Regions from separate parts of the Homo sapiens genome. Here region 1 is linked to region 2. The links are chromatin contacts, found by Hi-C or POLR2A ChIA-PET in ENCODE. All regions are on one chromosome and are shown on one strand. Each heading gives the region's core, a stretch centred on a gene start or an enhancer-like site at or near the end of the contact. The rest is flanking DNA. Distances are from core to core; before and after follow the strand shown. Region 1 overlaps ADD3-AS1 (ADD3 antisense RNA 1). Region 2 overlaps ADD3 (adducin 3).

Evidence for each region. Hi-C counts contacts between places; a loop is a spot of excess contacts on that map. ChIA-PET counts read pairs that join two places held with the same protein, here RNA polymerase II (POLR2A). Pooled maps may share reads with other maps.
Region 1: a map with no recorded cell type shows a loop between it and region 2 (6-fold over the local background). The contact joins two enhancer-like sites. A Hi-C loop is called at or near these places in 7 of 37 single-sample maps with no recorded cell type and 6 of 50 pooled maps. POLR2A ChIA-PET finds 5 or more read pairs at or near these places in 2 of 52 experiments (GM10248 and activated naive CD4-positive, alpha-beta T cell).

The regions. Positions count from the first base shown.
Region 1 is chr10:109,956,077-109,959,573 of GRCh38, reverse strand. All of the region lies in intron 2 of ADD3-AS1 (ADD3 antisense RNA 1), which reads left to right. Among named protein-coding and RNA genes, the nearest start is that of XPNPEP1, 34 kb to the right of the region's middle. RefSeq lists enhancers at 2,545-2,674, 2,925-2,974. Within about 2 kb of position 2,018, at least 4 of the 41 ENCODE cell types and tissues checked have a DNase peak (open chromatin) inside an H3K27ac peak, as active enhancers do.
Region 2 is chr10:110,032,224-110,036,027 of GRCh38, reverse strand. The region is part of intron 1 of ADD3 (adducin 3); the gene reads right to left. Among named protein-coding and RNA genes, the nearest start is that of ADD3-AS1, 26 kb to the right of the region's middle. RefSeq lists a silencer at 3,583-3,804. Within about 2 kb of position 2,472, at least 2 of the 41 ENCODE cell types and tissues checked have a DNase peak (open chromatin) inside an H3K27ac peak, as active enhancers do.

The DNA of each region.
Region 1 (3,497 bases), core at 769-3,268, 76 kb after region 2:
CCCATCTTGATGTAACTCAAGTTTTGCAAATAGAAGAACATAGGTGCAAATGAGAATTCCCAAAGTAATTGCTGGCTAGATGTAGATGGCTCCGAAATAAAACCCACAAGGGCAAGGCTCCAACTCCACATATGTTTTCCAGTCTCTTGGAAACTTTTGCATTTTGTTGTTGTCCTTAGCCTTCTGCTATCCCTAACTTCCTCCCAAGGTTATTGAAGAAATAGATATTTGGATGACTAGAATGTGATCTAGCTGGCACAAATTTAAAGACACATGGCTGTTTTTGTACCCAACCAAGTTTGATCAAAGAAGAAACCGCGTGGGAGTTGGCACACTGGGGCTTAGGATATCTAGATCCAGAGTTTGAAAAAGCACAGGACGGGGTTTAGGAGGCCTACGTCCTTGCCATCTTTTGGGTGATCCAGGTATCACTTTCCACCATACTCTCTTCATCTATACTCTATAGATAAGGAATCTAAGGACCAGTTCTTAGATTCCTTACCTATAGAGTATCTTCTAGCCCTACATCTCTATGAGTAAGGAATTTCGTAAACACTTTGGTCTGTTGGCATCTTTAAACACCCCACGATGGTTAATTTTGTGTGTCAACTGACTAGGCTATGGTCTCAGTTGTTTGGTCAGACACTAGTCTAGATGTTGCTGTGAAGGTATTTTGTAGATGTGGTTAACATTCATAATCAGTTGACTGTAAGTAAAGTAAAGTGGATGACCCTCCGTAATGCAGGCGAGCCTCATCCAATCCAGTTGAAGGCTTTCAGAGTAACAACTGAGGGTTCCTGCGGAAGAAGAAATTCTGCCTCTAGGCTGCAACATAGAAATCTTGCCTGTGTTGAAATTCTGTTGGCCTGCTCTAAAATTTTAGGCAGAAGCCTGCAACATGATTCTCATTTGAAGTTCCAGTTTGCTAGCATGCTGTATGGATTTCAGACTTGCCAGCCTCCACAATTGCATGAGCCAATTAAAAAAAAATAAATCTCTCTTTTTCTCTAGCTACAGCCATTTGCCCTGGCTCACCTTGCCCTTGACCTCCCTACCTGACCTCAGTTCTGGCTTATTTTTCTGTGTTTGCCTCACCCCTCAGCTCTATATTTCTAGCTTCAACCTTGTGCTTTTCACCTAGATGACCATTATTTAAACTTTCTTTTTGGCCTTGGCTACCATTTATTTCCCTGAATAAAACTTCCTCTGATCTTCTTCCAACTCCGAGACTTCATAGATTGACCCAGAGGGACCTGGACAGGTATGACTGAGCTCAGCTTTGTACAGGCATGACTGTTTACATGCTCACAGCCTCCAGGGCTTCTGCCTTTCGGTGCTTCCATGGCTTACAGCATTCTTGTCCTACATACCTCTGCTCAGAAACCACCTCCTTTATACAGTGTTCTCATACTTTTACAAAGGGTTAAAAAACAGCAGGACTCATTTCCACCTCCTGGGTGTTGAATGTCTTATTCATGTCACAGGAGGCATGTGGTTACAAGAGGACATGTTTGTTAATTAAATGGGAGTGTGTATAATCACCCTTATTCACAAGGGTGATTTTTAAAAATATGGGTGTGTGTGTGTGTGTGTGAGGTTTCTTCACAGCAAATGTTTGCAAAGCTCTTGGAGATCCATGGAAAGAGATTGCTTGGCCAACCCCAAGAATTATTAGAAATACAGGCTTTGCTGTTGTTGGCTCTACTCTAGAAGACTCTTATCATATAACAAGTGCTTGCGTTTATAAGGGGCACTGTACAGGAAGTCTAGGGTGTATTATGACTTCAATGCATTGCCCGTCTGTCAATGTCTAAAGAGTCCTATATATGGTCTCAGTCTGCAGTGTGTTTAAGACATTTAGACATTTTCCTCTCCCTTGTACTCTAGTGGAATCAGGCTGAGCTTGTGTTATATAACACCACCGTCCTGCTCTGTAATGAGCAACTTCTAAAGAGGAGGCAGCAGGGGAACAAAGCCACCTGGCCTTTGCCAACCTTTCCAGGCTCTGCCAGTGCACCTGCAGAGAGCTCCGAGAGCTCGGCCTGGAAGAGAGACTGGCTATTATGTTTCATTGCGTGAGATGACACAGTGCCTTTCCAGGACAGGTTGGACTGAAAAAATCTCTGCCTTTATTTCTTGGCCAAATTTTATCCAGGGTCTCCCAAGACTTAGGGAATCATTAAGCAGCTGCTTCATTGAACCCCTGCCTTTCACTCTCACCTCAACTGCTTTGAGAAATTTGATCGACTCAGACAGAAACATGAAATATTCATAAGAAGCTTTCGGTGAGCAGTGTCTCAAGAGCTTGCAGGGCTAAACTGGGGAAATGTCACATGTTGGTTTTACACCTCAGTAGCACTTGTGCATGGTCCGTGTCCGACCCATTGGTGTACTAAATCAGACTGAAGTTTCATCACTATGCTTTGAGTATAAGACAAATATCACTCCCTCTCATGTTGCCTGCTATTGCTAAAGTAGGAGAGGTTATCAATTAGGGCCCTTTCTGTTGGGACAGGAAACCCAATTCAAATTGGTTTAAGTGAAGAATGAACTGTATTGAATCAACAAAAAAGCCCAAGGCTAGCTGGCTTCAGGAGTGGGGCTTCAAGGCTCAAATGAGGTCATCAGGGCTTGGTCTCTCTCCATCTCTAGGCTCTGCCTTCTCTTTGATTGGCTTCATTTTAAGCCTCCATGTTGTGGGCCCCAGTAGTTCCAAACTCCCCCTTGTGGTGGCAAGATGGCAACAACAGTTCCAGCCTCCATAGCATAAAGCAAGGGTCAACACATTTTTTCCGTCAAGGTGCCAGAGAAAAAAGATTTTAGGATTTGTGGACTGTGTGGTTTCTGTTGCAGCTACTCAGCTCTGCTATTATAGTGTGAAAACAGCCATAGATAATACATAAATGAATGAGCATGGCTGTGTTTCAATAAAACTTTATTTACAAAAACAGACACTGGGCTGGATTCAGCCAGCCAGCTATAGCTTGCCTACCCCTGTTAACTACATAGAGTTGTTGTTGGAAAATGGCTGTTCAGCGGGGGATGTACCTTCTGGCTTCTCTTGTAATTGGATATGGCCATATGACTGAGTTCTTGCTAAAAGAACCTAGGTGGAAGTTATGTGGACCCTTTCTAGGTCAAAACTTGTAATAAACAGGTATGCCCCTTCACATTCTTTACCTTCTGCAGCTGAATGCAGATGATGAAGAAGTTTTAGGAGTGGCAGAGCCACAGGGTAAGGCAGTCTGATTCCTGAATCACTGTGTGAAGTGGACCCACTTAATGACCAGGAACAACTGCCTCAGACTGTTACGTGGGAAGGAAATAAATTTCTATTGTGTTTGAGTCATTATACATTTTTGATTTATTTTCAACAGCAGTTTACTTACCTTAAGTAGTAAAGAAGTCAGTGTCAGAAAGAGTGCTAATGTATGAAATAATCATAATATGTAGCACTCAGTAGTTGTGCCATGGGAAGCAAGAAAACAGAATAGGCT
Region 2 (3,804 bases), core at 1,223-3,722:
AGGCATCTGCCACCACACCTGGCTCATTTTTTGTATTTTTAGTAGAGACGAGTTTCATCATGTTGACCAGGCTGGTCTCGAACTCCTGACCTCAGGTGATCTGCCGCTTCAGCCTCCCAAAGTGTTGGGATTACAGGCATGAGCCACCGCGCCTGGCAGATGATAGGCTTCGATGGGGACAGTGGTGGCATAAGAGACAGGAAAAGAGAAAATTCAAAGACAATTCTTAGCCTAAAAAAACACTGAGTCTCAAACCAATAGTAACACCTGGTAACGTGTGAGAATGCAAATTACCGGGCCTTACTTCAGACTTAAAGAATCAAAGTATGGGGTGTGGCCTAGCAATTTATGGTTTAACAAGCCCTCCAGGTGCTTCCAATGCATGCTAAAGTCTGAGTACCACTAGTCTAAAAGGATTCATACTATTACTGGTAGTAGAAAAGAGAGAGGGTCAAACTACAGGCAGCTGACAAAGCGCCACAAGTGCAATTTCTGTTTAGTCAGCAAGTCTAGCTTGGATTTAGAGCTTTTAATGGCACTTCTGCTGATGGGAAGTTGCTTCGCTTCCTGATGGAGTCAGTTATCACTCTAATCATTAGGCTTCCTCACCAAGCAATATTCTTCAGAATAAAGGCTGTTCTAGTGAGTTTATTCCCTTTACCTGTAATTTCTTTAAAACATGGGATGCAGATAGATGGGGTTGGTGATAGAGCAGAGGGTGGAAAGGGAATATCAATGAAGGTATAGCAGCAAGGGGGCGCTGACATAATGATGAGAAATGGATGAGCTCATTACCTTACAGATCTTGTACCATCTAATGAAACCCTAAGGACAAAACGTTTATTTTATATTTCAATATGAAAGAATCCCTCCCTCAGAATTCCACTTGGTGTTTGATGGTCTGGTTATAAATACTACTTAGCATTAAACATGCCATTTTTATTTATTCAGCAAATGGTAAGCCAAAGCTAACAAACATGGTCTTCCAAATGCAACTGAAAAAATTGTCTCATGATTTGGTTTGAGGGTTAATGGCAAAGAACTATTTTTCTAGTAGGTTACATTTATACATTACATGTTCCAAAACCTGAAACATGGCTGGTTAATCTTTTTTGGTTTAATTTACTTAATGTATGCATTGGCTTACACTTAGAAGCTTGTCTATACTTAGTATTTCCTATTACTCACAAAACGACACAACTTTCCTGTTTTACAACCTGGGGATGATTCAAGATCCACATTTAGATATAACATTTTTTAAAAAACATTCTCAGATGTCATTTTTAAGGAATTCATGGAAAGCAAAGAAATGTTTAAAACCCTTTATATTCAGATTAGAGAATATAAACAGTAGACTGGTATACGTAAGTAATTTGCTTATCTTTAGAGTATGATTGTCTAGGTTGAGAGTCTCAAAGCCCCATTTAATAACTGATTACATGGCAGTATCTTGGACTATTGAAATCTTTGGTTTTCCTTTCAGCTCAAATGAGAATTACAGACTAGTTTAATTGCTACTAAAACATTTATCTTACAGTTGAATTTAAAATAATTATATTTTATTTTATTAATGAAAAAATATAATTTTAAATTATAAAATACTTGCTAAAGAAATTATCTTGTTTATCAAAAAATGTAATTTTTTGAAACAAAAGGAAAATTATATTTACAAAATACCAAAATGTCCCAAGATATATGTCAATATCAATTCAAAGACATACCCCATAGAAATTAACATTTCTATGTAAAATGACCTTATGAATACTGATTTTTAAAACAAAAGCATTATATCCCCTAGGCTGAGATATTTGTAACTACAAATTTTAATTGTAGTAGTTCCAAAATGTAATCAAAAAAATAAACTCTAGAGATTTGTTAACTCATAACTTAAGGGCAGTGTTTTCCCTAAGAGTGTTCTAAGAAACAGGAGCTCCACGGGATGGAACTAGAGACTGATTTCTGTGGTCTAGTGACATACTTGAGACACACTGAGTTTTAACAAAACAAAGCAAACCCTGTACTTAATTGCTGTACTTCTCAGTCTTTGCTATGCTAAGGTACAATATAAACCTTTAAGAGATGGTACAGAAAGTAGTTTCCCAAACATATTTGGCACTATTTATCCTGAGAAATCTCTTAGAACTAATGATCTACATTAGTGGGAAATGCAGATGAGTTAATCCTAATAAACACTGCAGGCAACTAGCAAATTACGGTCCCAGAGATTCAAAATAGAAATTAAAGGCAGCTGAGTATAGCACAATGACTTTATTGTCCCTATTTATTATTTACAAGAATGCACAAAGTATTTGCACTATATACATAATACTTGCACTATATACATTTTAATATAGCACTTATGAGAATTTTTAAATTAAAAATTAACTGGTTTTTAAGTAACTATACTTCAAGAACACTGCTCCCTCTATGAAATCCCATTCCCCAGAAACGGGCCCATCTGATTAGCACAGCTGATCTGCCAGCTGGATGGATCCCAAGTAAATTTCAAACCAGCACTTGGCAAAATATCCCTGTACCCTGCATTTTACATGGAACACAAACTAAAGATGCATTCTGGGACTGCCCTGAGAACCAAACAATTGTATGGCGACATGAACATATTCTCTTTATCCTCTTTATATTAAATTTGCTAGATGACCAATTTAAACAATACTTCAAATGCTGTGCTTGAATTCTGCTTACATCTATTCTGCTATTAGTCTGTTGGCATCTAACACTGGATCAGAAAAGACTGCCATCTGGTAGTTATAGCAGCCCTTCACTAACTTGGTCAGAAGTTGAAGACCATAAGCCTCAGAGAAATGCAAACCAAGTTTATTACTATGAATATATCAAAATCTTCTTTTTGTAAAGCCATTCAACAGGGTTTTTCATTCAAAGAGAAACACTGTGCTCACACACATTATATAATCGACCTATAAAAGTCAGGTTTTAAAGGAGTTAAAGGGATGAATGATTAAATTAAATGAGTAATTAGGTCCACATTCCCCTCACCCACAAGGCTGCCACTGTCTCTTTTATAAAGCCTAGGGATGAGAGCCAAATTGGCTCTATTTAAATTGGCTATTTAATTTAACTCTAACTTCTCTTAATCATAATGTGTGTGTTCTTGGGTACAAATTTTTTCCTCTCGATAAAGTTTCTGGTAGGCAATACTTTAGATGAAGAGAAATAATTAACAGTATAAAAACAATAACAACATGTATACAGCATATGAGCACGCACAAAGTGTTTTCAAACTTAGCATGATCTTAATCAGGAAGGAAAGCCAGAGAAGTATTAATAGAATAGCGATTATTTCAGATTCTAACACTTTCATAAGGTTACACACTTAGGGTAATGGTAGAGCTGAGAAAGCTGAATCCACACCACCTAGTCAGAAATTCTCTTTCTAGCATACTATACTCTTTCCTGAAATAGTATTTTACAGTTTACATAGCTCTTAGTATTATAAATACAATATGCATGTACATGTACAAATACTATGCACTCTGAATTTGCCCAAGTATCCCTGCTGCCCACTTCCCCAGTCTGGTTTTACTCCCTTTTTCCTTTTTTGTCCTTCCTTTTCTCTCCTTATCTTTCCAAAGTCACCACCACTTGCTTGAGCCTGAATGAAGGCAGAAGTGGATGAGTGAATGCAGGATCCACCCTTTAAGAGCACTCATGATTTGTGATCACATCTATTCTAACTTAGAGACTAGCATGCCAACACATGGACTATTTCTCCGAGCTCTCATTCTTAATGCAACAATGTCAAGGACATGGCCATTAAGAGATGAC